3 separate regions of the Homo sapiens genome follow, and regions 2 and 3 are each linked to region 1. A link is a contact called in ENCODE Hi-C or POLR2A ChIA-PET data. All regions are on one chromosome and are shown on one strand. The core of a region is the stretch at or near the end of the contact, and the rest is flanking DNA. Distances in the headings are between cores, read along the strand shown. Region 1 has its middle 94 kb from the start of DACT1. Region 2 has its middle 66 kb from the start of DACT1. Region 3 overlaps LINC01500 (long intergenic non-protein coding RNA 1500).

Evidence for each region. A loop is a pair of places that touch in the nucleus more often than their neighbours do. ChIA-PET counts read pairs that join two places held with the same protein, here RNA polymerase II (POLR2A). Pooled maps may share reads with other maps.
Region 2: a pooled map shows a loop between it and region 1 (4-fold over the local background). The contact joins two enhancer-like sites. A Hi-C loop is called at or near these places in 7 of 50 pooled maps. POLR2A ChIA-PET finds 5 or more read pairs at or near these places in 2 of 52 experiments (T-cell and WTC11).
Region 3: a loop to region 1 is called in a map with no recorded cell type, with 4 times the contacts of the local background. The contact joins two enhancer-like sites. A Hi-C loop is called at or near these places in 1 of 168 maps with a recorded cell type or tissue (GM12878), 6 of 37 single-sample maps with no recorded cell type and 5 of 50 pooled maps. POLR2A ChIA-PET finds 5 or more read pairs at or near these places in 1 of 52 experiments (activated naive CD4-positive, alpha-beta T cell).

Annotation. Positions count from the first base shown.
Region 1 is chr14:58,730,178-58,732,877 of GRCh38, reverse strand. No RefSeq gene overlaps it. Among named protein-coding and RNA genes, the nearest start is that of DACT1, 94 kb to the right of the region's middle. Within about 2 kb of position 1,322, at least 4 of the 41 ENCODE cell types and tissues checked have a DNase peak (open chromatin) inside an H3K27ac peak, as active enhancers do.
Region 2 is chr14:58,570,867-58,573,566 of GRCh38, reverse strand. No RefSeq gene overlaps it. Among named protein-coding and RNA genes, the nearest start is that of DACT1, 66 kb to the left of the region's middle. Within about 2 kb of position 1,391, at least 2 of the 41 ENCODE cell types and tissues checked have a DNase peak (open chromatin) inside an H3K27ac peak, as active enhancers do.
Region 3 is chr14:58,953,797-58,956,496 of GRCh38, reverse strand. All of the region lies in intron 4 of LINC01500 (long intergenic non-protein coding RNA 1500), which reads right to left. Among named protein-coding and RNA genes, the nearest start is that of LINC01500, 130 kb to the right of the region's middle. RefSeq lists enhancers at 1-334, 2,273-2,392. Within about 2 kb of position 1,290, at least 2 of the 41 ENCODE cell types and tissues checked have a DNase peak (open chromatin) inside an H3K27ac peak, as active enhancers do.

The sequences.
Region 1 (2,700 bases), core at 73-2,572:
TTATTTATTCCAAAAAGCCAGTAGATTCTAACATGTTTCCCCAGTCATCTGAAAGAAAAAATCATTCTCTCTTATTCTGGTAACAGCACTGCACTTTTCTTAAGAGGAGTACCTCTTCTGAATTTTTAGTTGTTATGGTTTTGGTGGGCTCATGACAAGAACCAAGCCAAGCCAATGAAAGTAACAACCACAACTTTGGAAAGGTAAGAGATGAGACTCTCATTCCACTGGGTTGTGAACTGGTAAGATGTAAGCTGGAGCACTGCCAGCCACCTCAACACCTATAGGGAAAGTCCATGTAAGAATAGAGCCAACATAGAAGAAAAAGGAGTCTCAGACTTAGATAGCATCATATGAGCACCTGGTTACAACTAACCAATAAATTCCTTTTGTTTAAGTAACTTGAACTGGATTTCTGATAGCTATAACTGCAAGTGTCCTGGGATTTAGGATATGGCAATGATAATAGCAGCTAAGCTTATCATGCACTTACTATATGCCAGGCACTCTTGTAAGCACTTTCCATATATGAACTCATTTAATCTTCACCACAATATGTGCAGCAGGCATTGTTATTATCATCATCTCCATTTTACAAATGAGAATACCGAATCAAAAAGCTCCCTTAAGACCACCCAGCTTTCAAGTTGAATGATGAGAAAAAAAAAAAAAAAAGGACCACCCAGCCAACAATGATGGAGCCAGCATTCAAACACAAACAGTCTGGCTCCAGATTCAGTGCTCTGAATCAAGGTTGCTCAAAGAGTGACCCACAGGCTGGTGCCAGTCTACAAACTATTAGCTGTCTCTGTGGAGAAAGTGAAAGTGTATGTATAGAAACCTTTCTAGCAAGTCAACATCACTGCAACACTTTTATTTCTAAAACTATTGGTCCATAATTTATTGGAAATTGTAAAACATTCTTGTCTTTTACCATAGAGTTTGAGGAACCTTATTTAGCTTATCACATAAGCACTGTGATTTAGATATAAATCACAGCCTTTCTCCAAATGCTCTTAAGTTCCTATGAATAATGTTGGAGTCACTTGGCAGTCCCAAAATATATTACTTCTTGACTCAATTCCAATGTTTCAAAATAGAGTTATTTGAGATATTTTTAGTTCTCATGACTCTGGGTTAGAAAGGGATCCTAAGTTCTCAGTGGAGCTTTGGAGATGCTGACACATTATGAGTTAAAACCACAAAGCAAAAGGAATTTGGTAATGGCTTCTTCCCATTAAACCTTGCCCTAAGCAGACAGAGAAAAGGCAAAGGGAATCACAATCCCAGCCAAGGGAGAAGTCCAGAAAGCAAGTAGCAGGAAATGAATCATACCAGAGAGTTGAAAGAGGGGCCACAAATAGAGGAGAAATCTATAATAAAGCGCAGAGGCAATCTGTGACCCTGCAGAACTTTCCTATGCACCCTACACTGAGAAATGCACTTCTTATCCTGTGCGCCGGCATAACCAAAGAAACAGTACCTAGGACATGAGGTTACTTCAGCAGATCCTGAAAAATAAGTGTCTCTTGAGCAGACATCTCACAAAAAAAGTTAAGTGGACAATAACCACATTAAAAAATGCTTGACATTGTTAGTCATCACAGAAGTGCAAAACAAGACTACAACAAGATACCCACTACACACCCAGTAGAATAGCTAAAATTAAAAAGACTGACAACAGCAAATGTTAGCTAGGATGAAGAACAACCGGAACTGTCAGGTGTGGTTGGCAGAAATGGAAAAAACATTGGCAGTTTCTTATAAACTTAAAATATATCTACCCTTTGACCCAGAAACTCTACCCCTACATATTTAGGAGGAGAATTTGAAAACATGTCTTCATACAGAGGCTTATACAAGAATGCTCATGGCCCCAAACTGGGAATAATCCAAATACCAGTTAGTCGTTGAGTGAGTAAACACAATATGATCTATTTTTATAATAGACTACTACTTGGCAATAAAAATGAACAGTCTACCAATACACACAACCACACGGATGAATCTCACAGACATAATGTTAGTGGAAAAAGCTGGACACAAAAGGGTATATACAATATCATTCAATTTACATGACATTAAGACATAGGCAAGACAAATCTCAGGTAAGACTTATGGGAATGGCGGTTGCCTCTTGGGACAGGGGGATGGGCAGAAGAATTACATGGGAAGGGACATGAAGGAATTTTCTGGAGAGATGGAAATGTTTTATATCATGATTGGGATAGGAGTTACATAGGTGGTGTATCAAGTAGAAGGTGTGGGGAGTGGGTAAAAGTATGGATGAAGTGGGAATGGCAGGCTATTGATAATAGTTGAAGTTGGATGAAGGGTACATAAGTGTCATTATACTATTCCGTTTACTTTCTATCAATTGAATTTTTTCATAATAGAAATCTAAAAATAAATAAATACAAGTCTCTTGTAATTTCATCAGTGTCATCAGCACTTCAGGCAACATTTCTTATTGAAATATTTTTGTGGAAAAAGCTCATTTATTAAGGAATCAAATGCCACTATAAGAATAAATACCATCGGATGGCTTTTCCTGAATTTGAGGAAGAACGTATCATGATTTGGAGTGCAAGAGTGGGCTTTTGTCTTGATGTCCATTGTCCACCGTTGTTGTGTCTAATAACTCAAACAGTCCATGACCAGAAAAAAAAAAGTTATTTGCACACAACTGTTTGTTGCTTT
Region 2 (2,700 bases), core at 142-2,641, 160 kb after region 1:
CCTCACCGAAGGTGTCCACGCCCCACACATGGCCGAGAAGTGGAGTCCTTGAACACAAAGCATAAAGGACATCATGCTGGTGATGGAACAGAATTTCTTGCCTTCCATTCCCTCACTATTTCACCAACTGCTAAATCAACCCACACAAAAATCACAGTGAAAAAACCCCCTTGGCCAGGCACAGTGGCTCATGCCTGTAATCCCAGCATTTTGGGAGGCTGAGGCAGGAGAATCGCTTGAACCCGGGAGGCAGAGTTTGCAGTGAGCTGAGATCATGCCACTGTACTCCAGCCTGGGTGACAGAGCGAGACTCTGTCTCAAAAAACAAACAAACAAACAAACAAAAAAAAAAGAAAAGAAAAAGCCCCCTTAACCTCTATATATTCCTCAGCAAAAACTGCAGCAAAGAACTTCTTCATACCACTTGAGGATGAACCAGTTAACATTTGTAGAGCAGGCAAAGATGACAGATATATTAATAACAGTACCAGGCACACACCAGGGGCTGCTTGGTCTCTGGGCACTTAGCAGTCACAAATCATTCCAGCACTGTTTGTGAAGTATTATGGGTCCATTCCCAGTGCAAACAACCTCTGGAGAAGGGAATTCCAATCCCAAACTATCTTGTCATTTGAAACATTTATTTTCAAGACATGACATTATGTTCAGTTGTTCTTTTAAAAAGAGTAACGAGATTTCCATAATTGGAAATAATTGAACTCAAGAAACACTTTTAATACATATTATGGAAAAGATTTTTTTCTTTCTAGAAGCATTCAACAAATATTGATGTTGTAGAAGTAACACATTAGTACAGATTCATTATGAAGAACAATTTGAACAATACACTTAAAGTAAAGGTCTTCCTGGCCCCCTTCTCACCCAGCCTCCCTCACTGGAAGTGATGAGGATGTTGATTTGCGGTGCTTCTTTCCTGCCCTCTTGCTCTACACTTACAATTAATGTATTTCCTTTGGCTTCCAGTAAAATCATTATAGTGTAGATTCTATATTTCCTTAGAAATCATTAGATACATAGAGAGTCTTTCAGAAAGCTTAACACCAGGAAATGTTAATCATTTCAAAATTAGCTACCCACAGGTTAGAGGAACAAAGACGTTGTCACTTTTCCCTTAAGTCACAGGATATGTCTACAGTATCTGAAAGGAACGTGATCCAGACCCAGTAGCTTCACTCTGTAAACATCTTGGAATCCCTGAGCAATTCCAGCAACCTGGGTATCCCCCTGTGACTAATCTAAAGAGAGCTGGCGTTTCAAAGTAGTGCAGTTCAAGCTCCAGAATATACAGAGTAAGACATTCAGCTAAGTAGGCTCTGTAGGCCCCGCTGCATGGCACCACCCCCTCTACCCCGAGGTTTCCATTACCCACAGGCTTTGATCTGGTAAACAAATCTGCCTCCAATCATGTGGCAAAGGTTGCCGTTCTCTCACTCTCCTCCCTGTGCTAGGGAAAACTGAACAGTTAACAAATAGAAAGCGTTCTGTGTCAGTTCATTATTTTGTACCTGATTTGGAAAGACGGAAAAACAGCCTTTTCAAGCAGTATCTTTTGCCAATTTCCTCTCTTCCCTTCCCCCAGAACCTAAACCCTGGGATTCTCCCTAGGAATTTTATAGAAACCAGCCTGTCTGGAATATTCTGCTGACAGAAAGTCAGGAATTGATGCCAGCCGGAGAAAACACAACTTCTGCCACCTCTGTAATTCCAGAAAAGCCTTGCCTTCCCTGCAGCATACACTATAGCCAGGCCTTGCCTCATTTGGCTTTGTAGCCTCAGCACCTAAGTATCCAGAACACAGTGCCCAATACATGCTTGTCACATTGAATTAATTGTATTAAAGTCAGTTGATCTCTCTTAATCTCATTTAAAGATGGGAAGTGCCACACATCCCACCAAGGGGGAGGGAAAGGTGCAAGGATAAGTGAGCGTTTTCTCTTGGACGAGAAGTGGGCAATGTGGGAGAGAGCCCTGCCAGAGACATTTAAAATTGGCCCAGTGGCCAGTTGTAGTGGCTCACGCTTGTAATTCCTAGCACTTTGGGAGGCTGAGGTGGAAGGATCGCCTGAGGCCAGGAGTTCCAACCAGCCTGGGCAACATAGGGAGACCCCTGTCTCTACAGAAAAGTTTAAAACATTATCTAGGTATGGTGGCACATACCTGTGGTCCCAGCTACTTGGGAGAGTGAGGCGGGAGGATTGCATGAGTCCAAGGTGGGGGTCGAGGCTGCAGTGAGCTATGATTACACCACTGCACTCTAGCCTAAGCAACAGAGCGAGATCCTGTCTAAAAAAGAAAAGAAAGAAAGAAAAAGAAAATGGGAATAACTACATCTAATTCACAGTGTGATTATAAAGATGGAATTTGATCTTTCTAAAAAAAAAAAAAAACCCAAAGAAAAAATTGTATGGGTTCCTATGTCCCAAAGGATAAATAAAGTGAAATTTCTTGCAGTTAAGTGTCAGAGAGGCTTTGGAGCTTATTACTTGGGTGCTGTTGAGTAGGTTATTTCATCTGAGTTTCAGTTTCTTCATTTGTAAAATTAGGATAATAATATCTACTTTGGAGGGTTGTGGTGAATACAAAATGAACAGACATGTAAAGTTCTCGGCATAAGCATTGTATGTACTAAGTATTCCATAAATGCTAGCTATTAGTGTTATGAACATAGCCTGTACATTG
Region 3 (2,700 bases), core at 41-2,540, 220 kb before region 1:
CCCTGAGATGTCAAGTGATTACTCAACACTCTCCTTTTATCTATTGTGGCTTAGAACATTCTCAGCTGGGCTTCCTAACTAACCATTTCCTGTTCCTCTAATTCTAAAATACATCCATCTCTGTTTCTCACAGGGAGAGCCCTTATTAATCTCTTTTCTTAATAACACCTTAAACCTAGTCTTCATAAGACTCTCTTAATGAGTCTCTCTCCTCTGGAGCTGGAACATCCTCCTTTTCCTGCCCTTAGGTGTCAGAATTCCAGGTTCTCAGGCCTTTGGACTTAGACCAATCCATGCTACCATCTTCCCTTGTTCTCCAGCTTATGAACAGCCTATTGTGGGACTTCTCAGCCTCCATAATTGAGTAGCTAATTCCACTAATAAATCCCTTTTCATACATCTCTCTCTCTTTATATATTCTATTATTTCTGTCTCTCTGGAGAACCCCTGACTAAAACATTGCACCAACCAATCATCAACTTTTCTTATTTTTGAATAACAACAACAAAAACAGAATAAAAGAAAGAAAGAGAAAAGAAGAATGTCCTTTTCTCTGTGTTCATTCTGAAACTCATTTACACTAGGAATTGTGTGTTCCTTGCCTGATTCTCTCCCAACTTGTTTTCTGCATTGTATCATTGGAAATAAGCCTAGGAATTACTTAAGTCATGCATATAAAAATGAAAACTAGAGAAAGAAAACATGAGGTAGTAAGGTGGTAAATTACTAAGCACTGGGGTCGGCAAATGTTTGAATTTTTGCTTCTGCTTTTCAAGGTTTTGTGCTGTTGGGTGCATTCCAAACTAGGCTTCAAGCCTAGTCATCTCAGTAGGTATTTTTTTCCTTTTCCTTTTTTTTCAGACTGTGTTATCAATCATGCTTTCCTAAAGGTTCACAGACTATTTGCAAAGCAAAGGGGAGCCTCAGTGTCCCAAGGCAGGATTACCATTTGCAGCAGGAATTAGGAATGAAACCAGGAAGGATTCAGTCTTGCATTGCTCTCTGTGTTTGAAAGGGAAAAAAAAAAAAAGGCTGAGAGTGCTCTGAGGACTTAAAAACAACCAGCATGACTTGACCATTTGAAAAAGAAATCCTGGAGCAGCATTCCAGAAACACGAAGACAAGCTCAGCACTGTGCAACCGAAGGAGGTCACTCCTCTGGGAGTATTTCATGGAATTAAGAGAAATGACTTTTAAGAAGTAGCTGTCTGAATGAGAACAATTGCAGACTTTCTTTTTTTCTAGGACTGAGCTCCATGCTCACTAGTCTTAAAACGCAAAAGTTAAACATAAAATGAAACAGGAAAAACTAAATATATTTTCCAACTGTCTCCTTGTGGCCAGCTGCCAATCAGCCTAGACTGGGTGGTGATTCTTGCCTTAAAGTTAGCAGAGAGATAGGCTGGATTGTTTTTCTGGCTTTTTTTTTTAAAAAATAAGTATTGTATTTTAGTCATTTTAGTTGTGAAAGGCTTTGAAGTTTAACATGAAAGAAGAACAAAGAGTGGTCAGAGTTTAGGTTTATAAATTCACTTCTACTATTCAACAGATGCAAAAAGCACATGGTTTCTTGTAGCTTCAGTTTTCTGATCCATAAAATGAAAATGCTGCAAGGCTGGCTTTTTCCTGTTATTCAGATCCTGCTTTAAGTGTCTCCTCTCATAGAAGTATCCTATCCAAAGGGTCTCCTTTCAACACCTAGCTGCCTCTGTCACATCACCGAGTTCTAATTTCTTCCCTAAACTCTGCTTTTTTGTTTGTTGCCTGTCTCCCCCAGTTAGGGTATAAAAATTATGAGGGTAAGAAATTTTATTTCTTTATGAATTCATTTAACAAATATTGTTTAGTGACTTCTCGGTACTAGATATTGTCCCATGCCCTGGGGATATGTCAGTAAGTAAAGTAAGGAGATGCAGTCCTTGTTTTTAGATAGAGAAGTCAGGCCTGGAAATAAGCAAATATGCCTTGAAATAAGCAAATAAGCAAATCACTTTGTAACATGTCCAGTGGCAATAGGTGTTTTGAAGAAATAGATATGGGAATTAAATGGGATCATACAGGGTAGGTGGTGAAATTTATACAGGATGGCCAGGGAAGGCCACTGAGTATGCAACATTTTAACGGGACTTGAAGAAAGTGAAGAAGCAAGACCTGGAGCTGGGGTATCCCAGAAAGTGGGAGCCCCCAAGGGAAAAGGCCCAGTTTGGTTGTTCCAAGGGCAGTGTGGCTGGTGCACAGGTGGAGGAAATGAAGAGGACAGAATGAATAGTTCATAGTATAGACTTTTGGTTTTATTCTGACTGAGATGAAAAGGCTGGCTGGTTCTACTGTGGCTGCTATGAGCTGACAAGATTGAAGATGAGCTTTGCTGGAAGCAGTGTGAGGTTAGAGCAGTGATCCAGCCAAGAAATGAAGGTGATTTGGGTGGTGTGATAACAGTGGCAGCGTGTACACAAACTTTGATTCCAAGATCTCCTGACAGATTGAATGTGGAGTGGGGAGGAGAGAGAATTAGCAACGTCTCCCAGGCTGTAGCCTGAACAAATGAACAGATGGAAAGATTAGGAGAGAATAAGGGTGAAGGCAAGGATGAAGAGTTTGGTTTTAGACCTATAAACTAATTTTGAAATACATATTAGAAATCCAACAGTAAATGGTGAATATGTTCAGAACTCAGAAGTTCAAGAGAAGATATACAGG